2 separate regions of the Homo sapiens genome follow, and region 1 is linked to region 2. Evidence: chromatin loops called from intact Hi-C (ENCODE). Cell type or tissue: heart right ventricle. All regions are shown on one strand. Each heading gives the region's core, and the rest is flanking DNA. Links, peaks and the distances in the headings are about the cores only.

What was found. Hi-C counts contacts between places; a loop is a spot of excess contacts. Peaks named below come from ENCODE experiments on the same cell type or tissue, not always from the same donor. Only the 100,000 strongest peaks of a DNase experiment are listed, where the experiment ranks them.
Region 1: it touches region 2 in a loop (2.9-fold over the local background); 4 of 110 quality-filtered maps call a loop at or near these places.

What each region holds. Positions count from the first base shown.
Region 1 is chr4:159,423,502-159,432,816 of GRCh38, reverse strand. No RefSeq gene overlaps it. Among named protein-coding and RNA genes, the nearest start is that of MIR3688-1, 300 kb to the right of the region's middle. In heart right ventricle, for the core only: no CTCF peak of the experiment used is centred there; no DNase peak of the experiment used is centred there; H3K4me3 peaks cover 653 bases; H3K27ac peaks cover 986 bases.
Region 2 is chr4:159,363,468-159,372,782 of GRCh38, reverse strand. No RefSeq gene overlaps it. Among named protein-coding and RNA genes, the nearest start is that of MIR3688-1, 240 kb to the right of the region's middle. In heart right ventricle, for the core only: no CTCF peak of the experiment used is centred there; DNase peaks (open chromatin) are centred at 3,192 and 3,466; H3K4me3 peaks cover 957 bases; H3K27ac peaks cover 4,815 bases.

The DNA of each region.
Region 1 (9,315 bases), core at 603-8,602, 60 kb before region 2:
TATGAAGAAATTTGATAGAATTAGAGAAAATAAAATGGAGATACTTAGATAACCACGATCAGGGAAAGCTCCATGAAAGTGACATTTGAAAGATGAATAGAAGCTTCCTGTTAGGAACTGAGCAGTGTGGGCTTGCCTAGGGAGAAGGACTGGCAATAAGCATATTGCAAACAAAGGAAAAAGCAGGAGACCCACATGCAGGAAGACTACTCAATGGGAGCAAACACGGCTGAGTCAAAAGAGTGATATGGGATGAAGCCAGAGAATTAAATAGGGGCTGGTCCTGTGGGCCTTGTAGTGTGGAATATGGTTTACTCAGACTATAGAAGAAAGCCAGTGACGATTTTAGCAGGTCAGTCATGTGGTTTGATGTTCATTTAAAGAAAATATTCTATATACACTTAGCCTTTAGGCATAGCTTTTTCTTTTTTTTTTTTTCTTCTTTTTTTCTGAGACAGGGTCTTGCTCTGTCACCCAGGCTGGAGTGCAGTGGGCGATCACAGCTCACTGCAACCTCAACTTTCCGGCCCCCAGGAATTCTCCCACCTAAGTCTCCTGAATGGCTGGAATCACAGGCATGCGCCACCACACGAGGCTAATTTTTGTATTTTTTGTAGCGACCAGTTGCACTGTGTTGCCCAGGCTAGTCTCAAAGCAATCTGCCCACCTCAGCCTCCCAAAGTGCTGGGATTACAGGCGTGAGCCACTGCACCTGGCTTAATAATATAGGCATATCTTATAACCCACCAATGTGTCTCCTAGGTATATAATAGAAATGTATACATATATGTTTTCCAAAAGGCGCGTACTAGAATGTTCATAACAGCATTCAAAATAACCAAAAACTAGAAATTACCCGAATTTTTATTATCCTATTTAGAATGGATAAGTAAAATGTAATAAAGTTATACAATGGATTTCTGTACAGCATTGGGATTTGACAATCTACAACCACATGCAACAACACTGATGAATCTTACAAACATTATATTGGGTGAGAGAAACTAGGCATACAAGAGTATATATAGCCTGGGTGCAGTTGCTCATGCCTGTACTCCCAATACTTTGGGAGGCTGAGCCAGGACGATTGCTTGAGGCCAGGAGTTCAAGAACAGACTGGGTAACATAGTAAGACCCCACCTCTATGTTTAAAAGAAGTTTATGTATGTACAGTCCCTGTGGTGTAATGTACAAGCATAATTCTTCCCCTAAAAAAAGGTGGAGGGAGAGACAGGTCATTTGAATGTACATCTAAGGTTGAGAATCAATAATGTAACATAATGGATGCCATAAACAGAGTGCTGGACGCGGTGGCTCATGCCTGTAATCCCAGCACTTTGGGAGGCCGAGGCGCGTGGATCACAAGATCAGGAGATCGAGACCATCCTGGCCAACATGGTGAAACCCCCATCTCTACTAAAAATACAAAAATTAGCTGGGTGTGGTGGCAGGTGCCTGTAGTCCCAGCTGTCCCAGCTACTCGGGAGACTGAGGCAGGAGAATCACTTGAACCTTGCGGCAAGGTTGTAGTGAGCCGAGATCCGCCACTGCACTCCAGCTTCACAACAGAGTGAGACTCCGAAAGAGAGAGAGAGAAAGGAAGGAAGGAAGGAAGGAAGGAAGGAAGGAAGGAAGGAAGGAAGGAAGGAAGGAAGGAAGGAAGGAAGGAAGGAAAGGAGGGAGGGAGGAAGGAAGGAAGGAAGGAGTGTCTGTAATCCCCAGCACTTAGGGAGGACAAGGCGGGTGGATCACCTAAGGTGGACTCCTCACCCTACCTGGAGACCTTCCAAGCTGTCTTCTGATTAAAATATGGTTTCCAAGTAAAAGTCCATCTCTAGGAGGGGAATTGGTTGGTAATTCTGACACGGGCATTCCTCCATTCCTCTCCTCTGTCTGTTATTTCAATTAACAGTCTGAATTTATGTGTAAGTCTTTGTAAGCCAAGTAAATATGAGATTTTTCCTTAGAAAATGTACTCTGGGTCGGGCGCGATGGCTCACGCCTGTAATCCCAACACTTTGGGAGGCCGAGACGGGCTGATCACCTGAGGTCGGGAGTTTGAGACCAGCCTGACCAATGTGGAGAAACCCCGTCTCTACTAAAAATACAAGATTAGCCGGGCTTGGTGGTGCGTGCCTGTAATCCCAGCTACTCGGGAGACTGAGCCAGGAGAATCGCTTGAACCCAGAAGGCGGAGATTGCGGTGAGCCAAGATCGCAACATTGCACTCCAGCCTGGGCAACAAGAGGGAAACTTCGTCTCAAAAAAGAAAAAAGAAAAGAAAAGAAAATGTGCTTCTGAATGCTGCATGATTCCGCTTATATGGGGTACCTAAAATAGTCAAAAATACGCCTGTAGTCCCAGCTACTCGGGAGGCTGAGGCAGGAGAGTCGCTTGAACCCGGGAGACTGAGGTTGCAACGAGCCGAGATCACGCCATTACGCTCCAGCCTCGCGACAGAGCGAGACTTCGTCTTAAAAAAAAAAAAAAAAAAAAAAAAAAAAGTCAAATATATAGAAGCAGAAAATAGAGTGGTGGTTGCCAGGGGATAGGGAAAGGGAGAAATTGAGTTCAGTGGGTATAAAGTTATTATTATACAAGATGAATACATGCTAAAGATCTGCTGTACAACACGGTGCCAATAGTGCACAATATGGTATTGTATACTTAAAAATTTTTCAACAGGGCAGCTCTCATAGTAAGTGTTCTTAGCACACACACAAAAGCAAAAGGACACAAGGAAACTTTCGGAGGAGATGCATACGTTTATTTCCTTGACTGTAGTGATGGTATCACAGTTGTATTCATATGCCCCAGCTCCACAAGTTGTATACATTAAATATGTGTAGTTTTTGTATATAAACTATACCTCAATAAAGGTGTAAAAACAAAAAGTCCTTCTGTGTACTCACAAATTAGGATTCTTAGCTCACATGGCTGAGGGGTAAACTCTAGACTGTAATGGGTTTCCCTTGGTGAACGTGGTGTTTCCTCAAATCTAGACATCACTCAGTGCAAGCGTCACAACTTCATTTAAATAATGGTTTTATTTTATGGAGTGGCATGGGGTGCTGGAAGGATAAGCAGGGGAAATTATTAAACGCACCTAGCAGTTGTAAGATACATCTCAACATCTGAAGTATTGATATATGAAATAAAAATGTGCATCTTAGAATCAGGATCATACATTCCCTCCAAGCTTCTTCCAGTTTCTTTGTCTGGTGACCTCTCATTGTTTCCACTTCCCTTTCACCCGATGCTGCACACTGATCTGTCTAGCAAGGTCTTGAAATGTTTTTAAATGATTAAAAGAGACTACTTCCCTCAGCAGTGACATTTTTCCACTTGAAATGTTTACTCTGGTGCCCACTCCCTTAAAGTCCCTCCACTGCAGCTGAATGCAGCTGTTGGCATCCATTCTACTCAACGCTATTTAGGAACCCTGCATAGCGACTACACTGCAGCCCTGTCACGGAAGTGCAATGTGGGACATCTGTAGTTGGAGGGGAGAAGAAATCATACAAAGACTAGCTAACAAAACTGCAATGTGGATATGCCCACCTGGGAAGCCAGGGAGGCAGGCAGACTGACCTGGGTGGAGTCACGAGAAAATGGAACAGCTATTTTTAGCAGAAATGTTTGGCATTTAAAGGAGCTGCAAACAAAATCCTAAGGGGGGAGAAAGGGACTGTGGCTATAACTGTCAGCTATATTAGACAGGTATGCAGTGAGAAATAACTGCTTCCCAAATATACCTTCCCACGTACAACACACATGCTTAATTAGCAGCAGAATCCACTAACTATTGCCAAATTAAATCAACCTTTTTTAATCACTGCACTGAGATCATGATTCATTTGTTTTGTGATTAGCCAGGATTGAAAATAAAAACAAAATTTTAATTCTCTCCTGTCCATTTTTCACCCCTTACTGCTGCTATAGCCAGATTTAAGCTGCTTCAACAAAGCATGTTGAGCAAAATCTCAGGGAACTAGATGCTTAGGCTCACCTGGCGAGATTGCAAGACCCTTCTGTTCCCTTTCCCACCCTACCATAAAAATAAAAGAAAACCTATACCAACGTGATCATTGGGAATTCCATTTGTTCCCCTGGTATGTACCATGCTCACCTTGAAGACAGTCAAAAATACTGCCTTTAACATTTTAAAAGTATAAAATCCAGCCAGGAACAGTGGCTCACTCCTGTAATCCCAACACTTTGGGAGGCCAAGGAAAGAGGATCGCTGGAGCCTAGGAGTTTGAGACCAGCCTGGGTAACATGGTGAGGCCCCTGTCGGTATATAATAAATAAATAAATAAATAAATAAATAAATAAATAAATAAAAATATGAAATACCTTTGATCCCCTGACTAGAAAAAGAGTTCACACAAACGCAAGCAAAATGCCAACCTCATTCACGGTTTTATTAACTTGAATGTACTTCCCACCTACATACTGTGTTTGTTGTTGTTGTTGCTGTTATTATTGTTTGTGGTGATCGGGCCCCAGATGGCTAAGTAAAAAAGAGAACAGAATCGGGTGACATCTGATGGAAATCCAAGAGAAAAAGAACAGCATATAGAAAAGTCTCTGCAAATGACTAATCCCAAGAGACACAGACAAAGACAAACTCCACAAAATGTATTGAACATCTCCCATGGGCAAAGCACTACAGAGGGATCTGAAATAAAACATAGCCTCTGATCTTGAGGATTTAAGAGTCTAATGGGGCTGGGCGTGGTGGCTCTTGCCTGTAATCCCAGCACTTTGGGAGGCCAAGGCAGGCAGATCACTTGAGGTCAGCAATTCGAGACCAGCCTGGCCAACATGGCAAAACCCCGTCTCTGAAATGGGAGAGTTCCCTGATCCCCCTCACAGGACATGCAACAGCAGTATGGCTTGCCTGTTCAATTGCCCTGCTACTCAAACCCCTAGCAAGAGGGAGAGCATGCAGATGAGCAGGTGCAGAGGCCAGGGTGAGCACTTTGGGCTCTGGCAGTGTCTAGGGATGGGTGCCTGCAATCTTAGTAACACAAAGCTCTTTCAGCTTTGCCATCCACAGACGGCTTGAGTGTTAATCAGCTCAATGCACCCTCTGCCTTTTCACAAGGGTAGAAGTCCAGTGTGACAGCTTTCTGTATCCCAAGTTCTTGCCCAGCATTCCCAAAAAATCAGGTCACACAAGGGCTTGAAGGATGAATGTGAGGTGAAGGTCACTTTCAGCAGGGTGCATGGGGACCCCGAAGGTGGGGGTGGAGTAGGAAGGTGATCTTCCCCTGGAGTCAGGCTGCCCAGCAGCCGGACTCCTCTCCAACCACCTCTATCTGAACTCCTCTAGGTGTTCAGCTGTTTCTCCTCTTCTCTCTTTCTCTGCCATGCTGTTCTACCATTCGTCTGCTGGTCTGCTGGCTTGCTTGTCTGCTTCTGGAACCTGGGGTTCAGGATTTATATGGGTGGAGGATAGAGGATGTGGTGAGCCACAGGGCAACTTTTTGGGTGTGAAAAACAGGAATGCCTGTCCTCATTTAGAGCTGGGGGTCTTCAGGTGTGATGGTGGGGCCTTTGCCACAGAACCACCCTCTTCCACCCAGTATTTCCCTGTCGCCTATCTGCATCATCTCTACTAAAAAAATAAAAATTAAAAAAAATAAAAAATTAGCCAAGTGTGGTAGTGCATGCCTATAGTCCCAGCTATTCAGGAGGCTGAGCCAGGAGAATTGTTTGAACCTGAGAGTTAGAGGATGCAGTGAGTTGAGATCATGCCACTGCACTCCAGCCTGGGAGACAGAGCAAGTTTCCACCTCAAAAAAAAAAAAAAAGAGTCTAATGGGCCTACAGGTGTCTTATGCAAATGTCTATCAATCAACTAACAATTACATAATTGTTGATCACTGTGTGCCCAAAAGGAATGACTCAGTAGGTTTGGGGTGTGACCCTGAAATCTGCCTTTCTTAAATGATTTGCAGGTGATGATACTGCACTGACAAATTTGGGAACAACTGTTCTAGGTATGGTACTTAAGAACTCAAACCAAATGCTTTGGGACCACCAACAAAATAAGGAAATCAGTTAAGGCTTCAAAGAAGTGATGGTGTTTAAGCTGGTGATTTGAAAGCCTTCTAACCAGGTTGGAGAGAGAAAAGGCAATTCTAGAATGAATGGAAAATGTATGTTTATAGCTCTGTCCCTATAACAAAAAATAAATAAAACATTAATAAAATAAAAATCTTTAGAAAAAAAAGAATGAGGTTAAAAGAAGAAAAGCAAATACGTCAGTCTTAAGTGCTCGATATGATTTCTGTGAATGAGCATGTCAGTGTGACTTTATGATACCTGCCGCCATAGAGACAGTATCATCAAAGACAGCCACCCCAGAAGGTGAACCGAGTAGTTCAATATAAGTTTGAAAAACAGTTAGGAGCCCGGGTGCAGTGGCAATAGAGCCTCTACCATGCAATACAGAAGCTGTCCTCACTGTGCTTTGTCCAAATTCCTGGTTCACAAAGTCTATGAGCACAATGAAATAATCATGCCGCTAAACTTTGAGATGGTTGGTTAGGCAGCCATAGATAACTGGAATACTTCTCTATGTTTCCCTAGTCTCTTGAATCCTCCTACTAACACTCCTACACCTCCCCCCCAACCCCTCACAGAACTTTTCTCATTCTCAGGAAATAGCTTTATTTTCTACTTTAGGTAAATATAAAAGAAGCAAATTAGAAGCCTCCCATCTACTTCTACCAAACATATAACATTACCTGCAGCTGTAGCCGTACTTTTCCTATTATAACAGAAATCTCCTTCCTAAAGTAATCTGAGAGGCCTGTGGGAGGGTAGAGCGATAGGGATTCAAAGCACTCCCCTCTCAGAAAACTTGCTGTATCATGAAGTCAACATTTCCCTCCTGACTGGTTCCTTCCCATTCACATTTAAACATATGCAAAGAAAAAAATGAATAAACAAACCACTATGGACCTTGTCAGGCCTCTGAGCCCAAGCCAAGCCATCGCATCCCCTGTGACTTTCATGTATATGTCCAGATGGCCTGAAGTAACTGAAGAATCACAAAAGAAGTGAAAATGACCTGCCCCGCCTTAACTGATAACATTCCACCGCAAAAGAAGTGAAAATGGCCATTCCTTGCTTTAAGTGATGACATTACCTTGTGAAAGTCCTTTTCCTGGCTCATCCTGGCTCAAAAAGCTCCCCCACTGAGCACCTTGCAACCCCCACTCCTGCCCGCCAGAGAACAAACCCCCTTTGACTGTAATTTTCCTTTACCTACCTAAATCTTATAAAACGGCCCCACCCCTATCTCCCTTTGCTGACTCTCTTTTCAGACTCAGCCTGCCTGCACCCAGGTGAAATAAACAGCCATGTTGCTCACACAAAGCCTGTTTGGTAGTCTCTTCACACGGACGTACATGAAAGACCTCACATCTCCCTTCTAGCTTCTGGCCTACCTCTTCTTCCTTCACAGAGCTATATATTCCAACCATTCCCCTTTCATCCTCTCTCACTCACTTTTCAGGTATCTCTTATCTGGTTTCCACCCATCATTTCATATAAATAACTCTCACTAATGTCACACAAGACCTCCACTTCACCAAATGCTTTCAGTATTTTAAACCCCTTGCTTGATATCTTCAGTGCATCCAACACTGTCGGGCATTCCCACTGTCTCCTGCTCTGGGTTTTCCTCCTACTCCTCCGGCTGCTCCTTCTCAGTCATACTTTCTACTAAACAATTAAATTCCAGAGTTCCTCTCTTGGCCTCTCTCCTTCTCACTATATACTTTTTTTCCTAGGAAATCTCATTCATATCCTTGGTTTAATTACCATATAAAATCATAAATTTACATCTCTGGCCCAGATCTCTACTGTAAGGTATAAGTCAATATGTCCAACTGGCCAGGTGCAGTGGCTCACGCCTGTAATCCCACCACTTTCAGAGGCCGAGGCGGGTGGATCACCTGAGGTCGGGAGTTCAAGACCAGCCTGACCAACATGGTGAAACCCCGTCTCTACCAAAAATACAAAGTTAGCCGAGCGTGGTGGCGCATGCCTGTAATCCCAGCTACTCAGGAGGCTGAGGCAGGAGAATCGCTTGAACCCGGGAGGCAGAGGTTGCAGTGAGCCGAGATCACACCATTGTGCTCCAACCTGCGTAACAAGAGTGAAACTCCATCTCAAAAAAAATATATATATATATACACACACACATATAATATGTATATATATAATATATATAATATGTATATATGTGTATATAATATGTATATATGTATATATAAATATATATATAATTGTATATCTATAATATGTATATATATAATATGTGTATATATATAATAATGTCCAACTGCCTGTTTAACATCTATCTTCCCTCAAATCTGGTAGTCTTCCAACACTCCCTGTCTCAGTGAATGGTACCACCATCCATGCAATTATTCAAGTCCCAAAACCCAGCAATTAACCACTATACCTCTCTTCCTCCTCTGCCTATTAAATTTCTCACCAAATCCTGTCTACTGTACCAACAAAATATCCCTCATAGCCTATTTTTTAATCTGCCACTGATTCTCTCCAAAACCCTAATTCATTCCCCAGAGCTAGAGTGATCTTTCCAATGCAAATATGATCAGATCTGCTTAAAATATTGCTAATGGCTTTCTGTAGTTTTTAGTATAAAGAGTGAAATCTTAACATGGTTTACAAGTCCTACACAGTCTATCCTGTGCCTGCTTCTTAAACATTATGTTACTTTCCCTTCTGCTAGAGTCACCCTGATCTTTAGTTCCTTGAACTTTGTGCTCCAGGGCCTGTATGCAGGTTATACTCTCTGCCTAGAACACTCCAACGCCCCCTGAAAACCTACACATCCAGTTAAATTCTACTTCATAGAAGATAGGCTGTAATAGACAAGGACCATATCCATTTTATTTTTCATGGTACTCCTAAGGCCTAGCACAGTGCCCAATATTTAATAGATGCCTATAATGTATACACTTATCAAATGTATAAATATGTATATTTGATCTTCTGGCAAAACACTTATATGGCAATATATAACAGGCAATTTGAAATGCAAGAGAGAGAAACCCAAGCCAGAGAAATCAATTCAGGGATCATCTTCATAAAATTGATATCTGAGGAAAGGGAAATGAATTTGACCCACGAAGGAGAGTGTGGAATAAGAATAAAAGAGAGTCGAGAAGTGACCCTGAAAGATTGCCACGGAAAGGGTGGATGGAGAGGCTAGCAAAGAGACTACGGAGTTACCAGGGCAAAATAATACCAGAGGGGAGTGAACAT
Region 2 (9,315 bases), core at 353-8,352:
CTTGGCGTCCAGAATAGCTGGGACTACAGGTGCACACCACCATGGCTGGCTAATTTTTAAAATATTTTCATAGAGACAGGGTCTCACTATGTTGCCCAGGCTGATCTTGAACTGCTGGACCCACCTCAGCCTCCCAAAGCTCCAGGATTTTATTAGCCACTGTGCCTGTTCAGGTACTTTTTAAGGACCTTTGAGACATTTTTCTTAATCCTGTGCTCTGATTTCCTGCCCTGGGCTCACATTTTCCACCCCCTTTCCTGATACTTACCCCAGCCACATCCCAGGCAGCTGCTAAGCAGACCATGCCAGTTCTCTGCATGCTCAGTCCATGGGTCAGGGAATGGTGGAAGCACCTGCTTTTCCTCTAGTCTACCCTAGACCTTCACAAGGGGTGTGCCCTGCATTGTCAGCATCTCCCATGGCAGAGGAGGTGCATTCAATCATGGCTTGAACACAGCCACCATACCGCTAGTCCTAGCCCATGAGATGATCTGCTGCCTGAGAAATTGTAACCCATCCTACTTTGCTATCTCTTACAGATTTATGCTGTTACAATGTGTTTGTATACTATATGCATCTCGCCATGCATGTGTTAGAAAAACATGTTTCATTAGAAAAATATGCAACAGTTTGATTCTTAAGAAAAGTTATTGTATACTAAAAACCAACTATAAAGCAGATTAATTTTTTTTTTATTTTTTTATTTCCATAGGTTTTTGGGGAACAGGTGCTATTTGGTTACACGAGTAAGTTCTTTAGGGTCGATTTGTGAGATTTTGGTGCACCTACCACCCAAGCAGTATACACCGAAACTGATTAGTAGTCTTTTATCCCTCAGCCCCTTCCTGCCTTCCCTCCTGAGTCCTCAAAGTCTATTGTGTCATTCTTATGCCTTTGCAGCCTCATAGTTTAGCTCCCACTTATGAGTGAATACATACAATGTTTGGCTTTCCATTCCTGAGTTACTTCACTTAGAATAATAGTCTCCAATTCCATCCAGGTTGCTGCGAATGCCATTAATTAACTCATTTTTATGGATGAGTAGTATTCCATGGTTTTATATATATATATATATATATATATATCACAGTTTCCTTATTCACTCGTTGATTGATGGGCATTTGAGCTGGTTCCACATTTTTGCACTTGCGAATTGTGCTGCTATAAACATGCGTGTACAAGTATCTTTTTCATATAATGACTTATTTTCCTCTGGGGAGATACCCAGTAGTGGGATTGCTGGGTCAAATGGTGGTTCTACTTTTAGTTTAGTTTTTTTTTTTTTTTTTTTTTTTTTTTTTGAGACAGAGTCTTGCTGTGTCACCCAGGCTGGAGTCCAGTGGCGCAATCTCGGCTCACTGCAAGCTCTGCCTCCCGGGTTCATGCCATTCTCCTGCCTCAGCCTCCCAAGTAGCTGGGACTATAGGTGCCCGCCACCATGCCCAGCTAATTTTTTTGTATTTTTAGTAGAGACGGGGTTTCACCGTGTTAGCTAGGATGGTCTCGATCTCCTGACTTCATGATCCGCCTGCCTCGGTCTCCCAAAGTGCTGGGATTACAGGCGTGAGCCACCGTGCCCAGCCTACTTTTAGTTTTTTAAGGAATCTCCACACTGTTTTCCATAGTGGTTGTACTAGTTTACATTCCCAACAGCAGTGTAGAAGTGTTACCTGTTCACCGTATCCATGTCAACATCTATTATTTTTTTATTATGGCCATTCTTAAAGGAGTAAGGTGGTACTGCATTGTGGTTTTGATTTGCATTTCCCTGATCATCAGTGATGTTGGGCATTTTTTCACATGTTTGTTGGCCATTTGTATATCTTCTTTTGAGAATTGTCTATTCATGTCCTTAGCCCACTTTTTGATGGGATTGTTTGTTTTTTCTTGCTAATTTGTTTGAGTTCGTTGTAGATTCTGGATATTAGTCCTTTGTCAGATGTATAGATTGTGAAGATTTTCTCCTACTCTGTGGGTTGTCTGTGTACTCTGCTGACTGTTCCTTTTGCACAGCAAAAGCTTTTTAGTTTAATTAGGTCCCAGCAATGTATCTTTGTTTTTGTTGCATTTGCTTTTGAGTTCTTGATCATGAAATCCCTGCCTAAGCCAATGTGTACGAGGGTTTTTTCTGATGTTATCTTCTAGAATTTTTATAGTTTCAGGTCTTAGATTTAAGTCCTCAATCCATCTTGAGTTGATTTTTGTGTAAGGTGAGAGATGAGTATTCAGTTTCATTCTCCTACATGTAAAGCAGATTTGATTTGAGATTGTGAACTCAGCAGGGCATTTCCTGAGGAGGAAGAAATGCTGAGAGTCTTATAAGAACCTAAAGCACCATAGGTCAGCTTCCAATGATCTCACCCATGACTTGCTAGGGAAACAATAGGGAGGATTGTTATCTAGAAGAGTTTTTCTTTCTCTCTCATTTTTAAATGGAAAAGGTGTCAATAAATTGGCAGATGATATTAAAACATAGGTAGACATTATGAACCATAAACCATGGACATGTTAAACTTACAATGCAATCAAGGAAAAGCCTACATTATCCTGGATATGCTGAGGATAAATGCCCAAGAGTTCAACTGCTGGGTTGTGTAGTAATTTTAATTTTATAGTGATACTTGAGTTTATATTAATATAAATATAGTACAGTACATTTATAACTTTATAGTACTGTTGAATTTTATAGGAATTTGCCAAACTGCTTTCCAAAGCAGCTCTACCATTTTACATTCCCACCAGCAATATGAGTGATCCTATTTCCCCACACCCTCTCCAGCATTTGGCATTTTTAATTTTAGCCATTCCGATAAGTACATTAAAAAAGAGTTTTTCATGGGTATCCCTTGGCGCTGCATCTGGGCACGGCTGCACTCATAAACCTGAGGTTTTGCTTTTAGCAACCTGGTGGCTCGGTAATGACCTGTTATGAACTCAATTGTAGTCTCCCAAAATCCATGTGTTGAAGTCCTAACTCCCAATGTGACTGCATTTGGAGACAGGGCCTTCAAAGAGGTAACTAAGGTTAAGCGAGGTCACAGGGCGGAGGCTTCAACCAACAGGACCGGTGTCCTTATAAGAAGTGGAAGACACCATGGATGCACATTCAGAGGAAAGACCCTGTGAGGGCACAGTGAGCAGGAAGCCATCAGCGAGTCAGGGAGAACAAATCTGGGAGGGAGACCTCAGGAAAGAACAAATATGCCAGCACCTTCGTCTTGGACCCCTGCCTCCAGAACCGTGGGAACAACATTTCTATTGTTTAAAACACCCAAGCTCCCAAGCTGTGGCCACTCTAGCAAACTAATACAAGGAATATAAAAGAAAGAGAACAATCCAAAATAAACTCACGGAGTCTTTGTTTTCTAATCCCTAACACTGCCTGTCCCCTCCCACTGCCGGCCTCCAGGTCACTAGCGGTCCAGCGTGCACACCAGTACACAGCGGTTATGTCTCCTGGGGGTGCCCACTGGACTCCTGGCTCTCTCCCTGCTCCTTCACAGATCTCTCTAGCCAATGGCCACTAACACCCCCCTCATGGCAGATGGCCATGCAGTGTGTTCCCTGTTTTCCTGATGATGCTTTGGGTTGTCACAATCAATAATGCTTTTACAGAACAAAATAAGGAACTGGAGTTTGCTACATTTGTATTGAAATTCTTCCTCTAGGGCAGCGGTTCCCAGCCTTTTTGGCACCAGCTACTGGTTTCGTGGAAGCCAATTTTTCCATGGACCAGGCAGGGGGATGATTCTGGAATAATTCAAGAACATTACATTTATTGTGCACTTTATTTCTGTTATTACATTGTAATATATAATGAAATAATCATACAACTCACCATAACGTAGACTCAGTGGGAGCCCTGAGGCTGTTTTCCTGCAACTAGACGGTCCCATCTGGGGGTGATTGGAGGCAGTGACCGATCATCAGGCATTAGATTCTCATGAGGAGCACGCAACCTAGATCCCTCCCATGCACCGTTCACAATAGGGTTCGTGCTTCTATGAGAATCTAATGCCGCTGCTGGTCTGACAGGAGACGGAGCTTGAGCGGTAATGCCAGCGATGGGGATCAGCTGTAAATACAGATGAGCTTCCCTTGCTTACCCACCCTTCAGCCCCTGCCTGTGGCCCCGTACCAGTCTGTGGCCCAGGGGTTGGGGACCCTGCCCTAGGGTTCACACATTCCAAAGAGGTGATTTGGAGACTCCACTTTAGTAATAGAAGGAAGCCCTCCTGCATGCCAGCCTGACCAGGACCAGGCTACAGGAATTGCTCATCTAGGGGAATTTATTGGGTGCATGGCCACAGCAGGAGATGCCACAGGGCTAAGCTGTGGTGAAAGCGAGTTTGCCTCAGAGCACTTTTCTCACAGTTGAAAACTGGCTTTATCCTCACCAGGAAAAAAAAAAAAAAGGTCAAAACTCATGCAGACTTTCTGTCACATTTTTTAAAAAAGCATGGAAGCCCATCTCCTCTCTTGAGAACTTCTGGATGGGGATTCCCATACAGCTTCATATACACACATGTCACAGGAAAGGTAAGCAGGACCAAACAACTGGAATCCTTCACATTCTTATATCTGAAAGAGTTCTCAGAAGAGAAATAATCTCTTCTCAGGAGATGGACAGTTTATTTTCAGAGATAAAAGTTTGTTGCTATGTAGAAATAAGCCAGGGAAAATGGTTTGGAATATCTTTAAAAGGGTTAGAATATTTTCCAAATGCCTTCTGATTTCTTGACATCAGAAATGTTTAAATATTTTTTTTAGTTGTAAAACTGCACTCACTGTGTGCATTTACTGTTCCCTTTTTTGCTTTGAATCTTTGTCTTCTTACCCTCTCCCCACTATATTTACATACAAACTTCCTCGCCTGGGACAGAAACAGGCACATCGTCTTCTTCACACTTCTGTGTCACATCAAACAGACTGACTGCTCTTTCTGCACTGCCAAGAACTTCTCAGTAGACAAACCCCAGTCTGACCTAAAAAGTTAATCAATTAATTTTGTAAGATGGTGGTGGCCATTACCTTGAGCAATTGTTTTAAAGCGGGGAAGGGCAAAAGCTTATTTTGTTCTTGGGATGGAAATGAACATTCTCCAAGGCTTTTGTGCAGAGAGTGATAGGATGAGAACTTGAGCAAGAAAAGACACTCATGAGCTTGTCATAAGTTGTAAATGGGGGTTGAAAAAAGCCTAAAGATTTGGCAATAGAGGATTCTGAATAAGCCGGAGAATGGGAATGGATGCATTTTAAAATTTCAACTAGCAGAACCACCCTTCCATGAAGTGTGGAACGTCACAGAAGAATACCAAAAACGGAACTGTTTTTTTAGGGCAGGGTGGGTGGTGATGGTGAGGGCGGTGGGAGAGCAGGGAAAGAAGGAAGGGAGGAGAGAAAAAAACTCTTTTATGGTAGAAATCAACTTACAAATATTGAAGAGCGAATAAAGCACCACAATGGTTAATATGTTTTATTTATTTATATCCCACATTGTTTCAAAAACACATCCAAGGTGTGGGGTTGAAAATCATCTGAAGCTCACTGAAGCACAAATTCCACATTGTGCCTGTCACAACAGGGTGGAGTCTTCCTGTCTGGGTGGACAAAGCTTGATTTAGAGACACAGTGAAGCCGCGCCAGCATTTCAAGGCTGGAGGGTGGTGTTTGCTCTTCAAAGAATCTCCTGCAGGAACGTGTCCTCCAGCAGGGAAGATGTCCTTCATCAATGTGGATTGCAAAGGGGCAACCTCTGGGTGAGACCCAAGGAAGGAAGGAGACCCTCCCTTAAGAGCCATTTATGAAAGATTAGCTCAGAAAGTCAAGGCTTTGAATGCGTAAAGTGGATACATTTGGGTTTCCTTTCTGGGTCTGGAGAAGGAGAAATGAATTTAAAGCATTTATAAGTAGTTTGTCTCTAATAGTGGTATTTATATAAATCCACAGATAAATTGCGTCCTCATGAATTGACTGGGTAAAATGAAATTTCAAATATAGGTTCAAGTTCAGCCATTGCACTCGCTAAGTAGAGATTCTCTGGTTTGGGGGAAGTCTGATGATCGCACACTCTATGAGAGTAAAAAGAAACAGCTATTTAAATATCTTAGGTGCAATCGTATATGACTGACCTTAAAGGACGCTTGAAATCAATGAGGTAAACCACTCTGAGCTCAAACCAGGTAAACTCAGTGCAGCAATCACGGGCAAGATTATGTAGTTAAATCTTTAAGTAATTAAGTAAGAGCATCTGGTACCTACCCCAATCTGAGAATGAAAGGATACAATCTTTTGCTGTTATCAGAAGCCTCCAATTTATGAGTGACATTAACTATTATTAATGGGAAATTCACTTCCCAAAGAGGAGAGTTTTCCTGCCTCAGGAGGGGTCTGCTCCAAACCACAGATATGAACTATTGTGTTGCTTTTTTTTTGCTTTTGAATATTTGCTTATTAATTTATTTCACCATTTAATTGTTTTCTTCTCATCCTTTCCCTTCCCTCCTTTTCCTTGCTATTATTCCACCTCCTTTACCACTATTATTTTCCTGTTTCTTCCCCTATCTATATTTGGTTATTTTTCATTATTTATTTATTTATTTATTTAGAGACAGAGTCTTGCTCTGTTGCCCAGGCTGGAGTGCAGTGGTGCGATCTTGGCTCACTACAACCTCCACCTCCCGGGTTTAAATGATTCTTGTGCCTCAGCCTCCCAAGTAGCTGGGATTACAGGTGCACGCCACCACGCATGGCTAATTTTTGTTATTTTTAGTAGAGATGGGGTTTCACTAGGTTGGCCAGGCTGGTCTGGAATTCCTGACCTCAAGTGATCCTCCTGCCTCAGCCTCCCAAAGTGCTGGGATTAGAGGCATGAACCACTGTGCCCAGCCTCCTTGGTTATATTATGATGGAGCAATAATCTATAGTGAACAACTTCTGCTCCTGCCTCACGGGTCAGTGAGGGGTCTGCCGGGGAGGGGCACAGTGGAATACCAGGTGAGCAGTCTCTCCTCTCCTCAGGAAAGTAAATGGAAGAAAGGACACAAGTACCACAGTTCGCCCATGAGTAGGCTGGTGGTTTTCATTCTACTGGTCCTCCAGCTTTTTGAGGTGAATTTTTGAAATTATGTATTCCACATTGTCAGTGTCCTTCTCTGGGCCTAGTTTTGCATGTGAGCAAATAATTTTAATTTTGCAGGGGTGCTAGAAATAGCTTGGTTAGACGTAGTGCCTGCGCTCAATGATTCACAACCTTTACAATGACACAAAAGAATGAATCAGATGGCCGGGCGCGGCGGCTCACGCCTGTAATCCCAGCACTTTGGAAGGCTGAGGCGGGCGGATCACGAAGTCAAGAGATCGAGACCATCTTGGTCAGCCTGGGGAAACCGCGTCTCTACTAAAAATACAAAAATTAGCTGGGCGTGGTGGCACGTGCCTGTAGTCCCAGCTGCTCAGGAGGCTGAGGCAGGAGAATCACTTGAACCCGGGAGGCAGAGGTTGCAGTGAGCCAAGATCACACTCCAGCCTGGGCGACAGAGCAATACTCGGTCTCAAAAAAAAAAAAAAAAAATCAGATGTTTTGGAAAATGCAGTGAATAAACTGTGTGGACTCACCAGTACTGTAATTGTACCTGAAGAGGGTAGAATGCCCCCTTCCTCAACCACATCCAGAGCCTTACCTTATGGATGTATTAACAGAAGGTACAACGGAAACAGTGTGGAACTTTGAATCCCGTGGACAAGAATTTTTTTGACTCAGTTTTAAAAATTAACATTTTCTGCAACTTCCTTATCTTTGTCAATGTTAATTTTTTTTTTTTTTCCCCTGAGATGAGTTCTTACTCTCTTACCCAGGCTAAAGTGCAGTGGTACGATCATAGCTCACTTGCAGCCTGGAACTGCTGGGCTCAGGTGATCCTACTACCTCAGCCTCCCAAGTTGCTGGGACATATTGGCACATGCTACCAAGCTTGAATAATTTTTTTTTTTTTAAGACAGGGTCTCCCTGTGTTGCCCAGGCTGGTCTTGAATTCCTGGGCTCAAGCGATCCTCCCACCTTGGCTTCCCAGTGTTGGGATTACAGGTATGAGCCACTGTACCCAGCCTATTCTCTTTATCTTAAGCATTCAGAATAAGAATCTTGAACATTTTACAAATTTTGGCTTAACTTTTAAGTAAGTCTCTTATATGCTATTAGACACCAAATTCTATTGATTTTTTTCCTTTGAATTGCCTTTGAAACCATACTTTCCAGGGCTTTGCTGGCTCAGGCCTGGATGATAGCAGGTTTCCCAGCTAGCTACCTTCCCTGCCTCACCCTCCATCCTGCCTGGTCCTGACTAATCAAGTCATCCTTTCCTACCATTGTCTCATCAAAAGATTCTGTCAGTTCTTTCTCCTTTCCTTCCTTGTTTCTTTTTATAAGCATTTACTGATCCCCTAAAATGAACAATCTCTAAACATTTTTTGTCCTGATCTCACTCCCTACTTATCCCAACCAATTTCTCTGCATCTTCTATTCATAATGTCCCATCTAATGAGGCATGACTCCTGTGTCCCACAGCCATGCCAATAGCCCTGCCTCTTGCCTTCATTCTTGTCTTCAGATGATACTTGAAGCTATAGCTGAAGTCTCGTCTCTTCTTATGGACACTTCAGTCTTCATTGACCTTTCACTCCACTGAACTTCTGTAGTCACACAAAACTGAACTCTTTAAACAGTCTTTTATCCTTTGCTCCTTTTGATTAATCTGAAACCCTTGCTAGCCTTGTTACGAGTCATTTATTTCACTTCTGAATATTCACCAGTCTGAGCAGTTATAGATGCCCCTTCACACATGCATTTTGTCTGATTTTTGAGTCTCCAATTTACCTGTGTAATTGAGGTCCTTTAGGTTGCTTGATATGATATTCATTTATTAAACACTTTGGCATTATCCCAGGCACTGTTTCTAGATGCTGAGAACAGAATGGTTATTCAGAGAGGATACACAAAAAACAGCTCTCCATGCTGGTCTCATGAAGAACAAGAACATTTCAGAGCCAAGCTTCAGGGAGTTGTTCTAAGACTGGACATTGTATTCAGGTGTGATGATGACAGATCATTTTATTGTTCCCTAAGAAGTGTCTTAAGTTTTTAACAGGATTCCTGCCTTTGATGAATTGCTTTCTTGACCTCATGGGCCCCTTCTTGCTCATGATTTCTGCATCCTCATTGCTTCTGTTAGTCACGGCTTCTGAATACTCACTTCTTTGGTGCGTCCTTTTTTTTTGCCTTTTCATAGAAATTCCCCAAAGAGAATGTGCTAAGGTT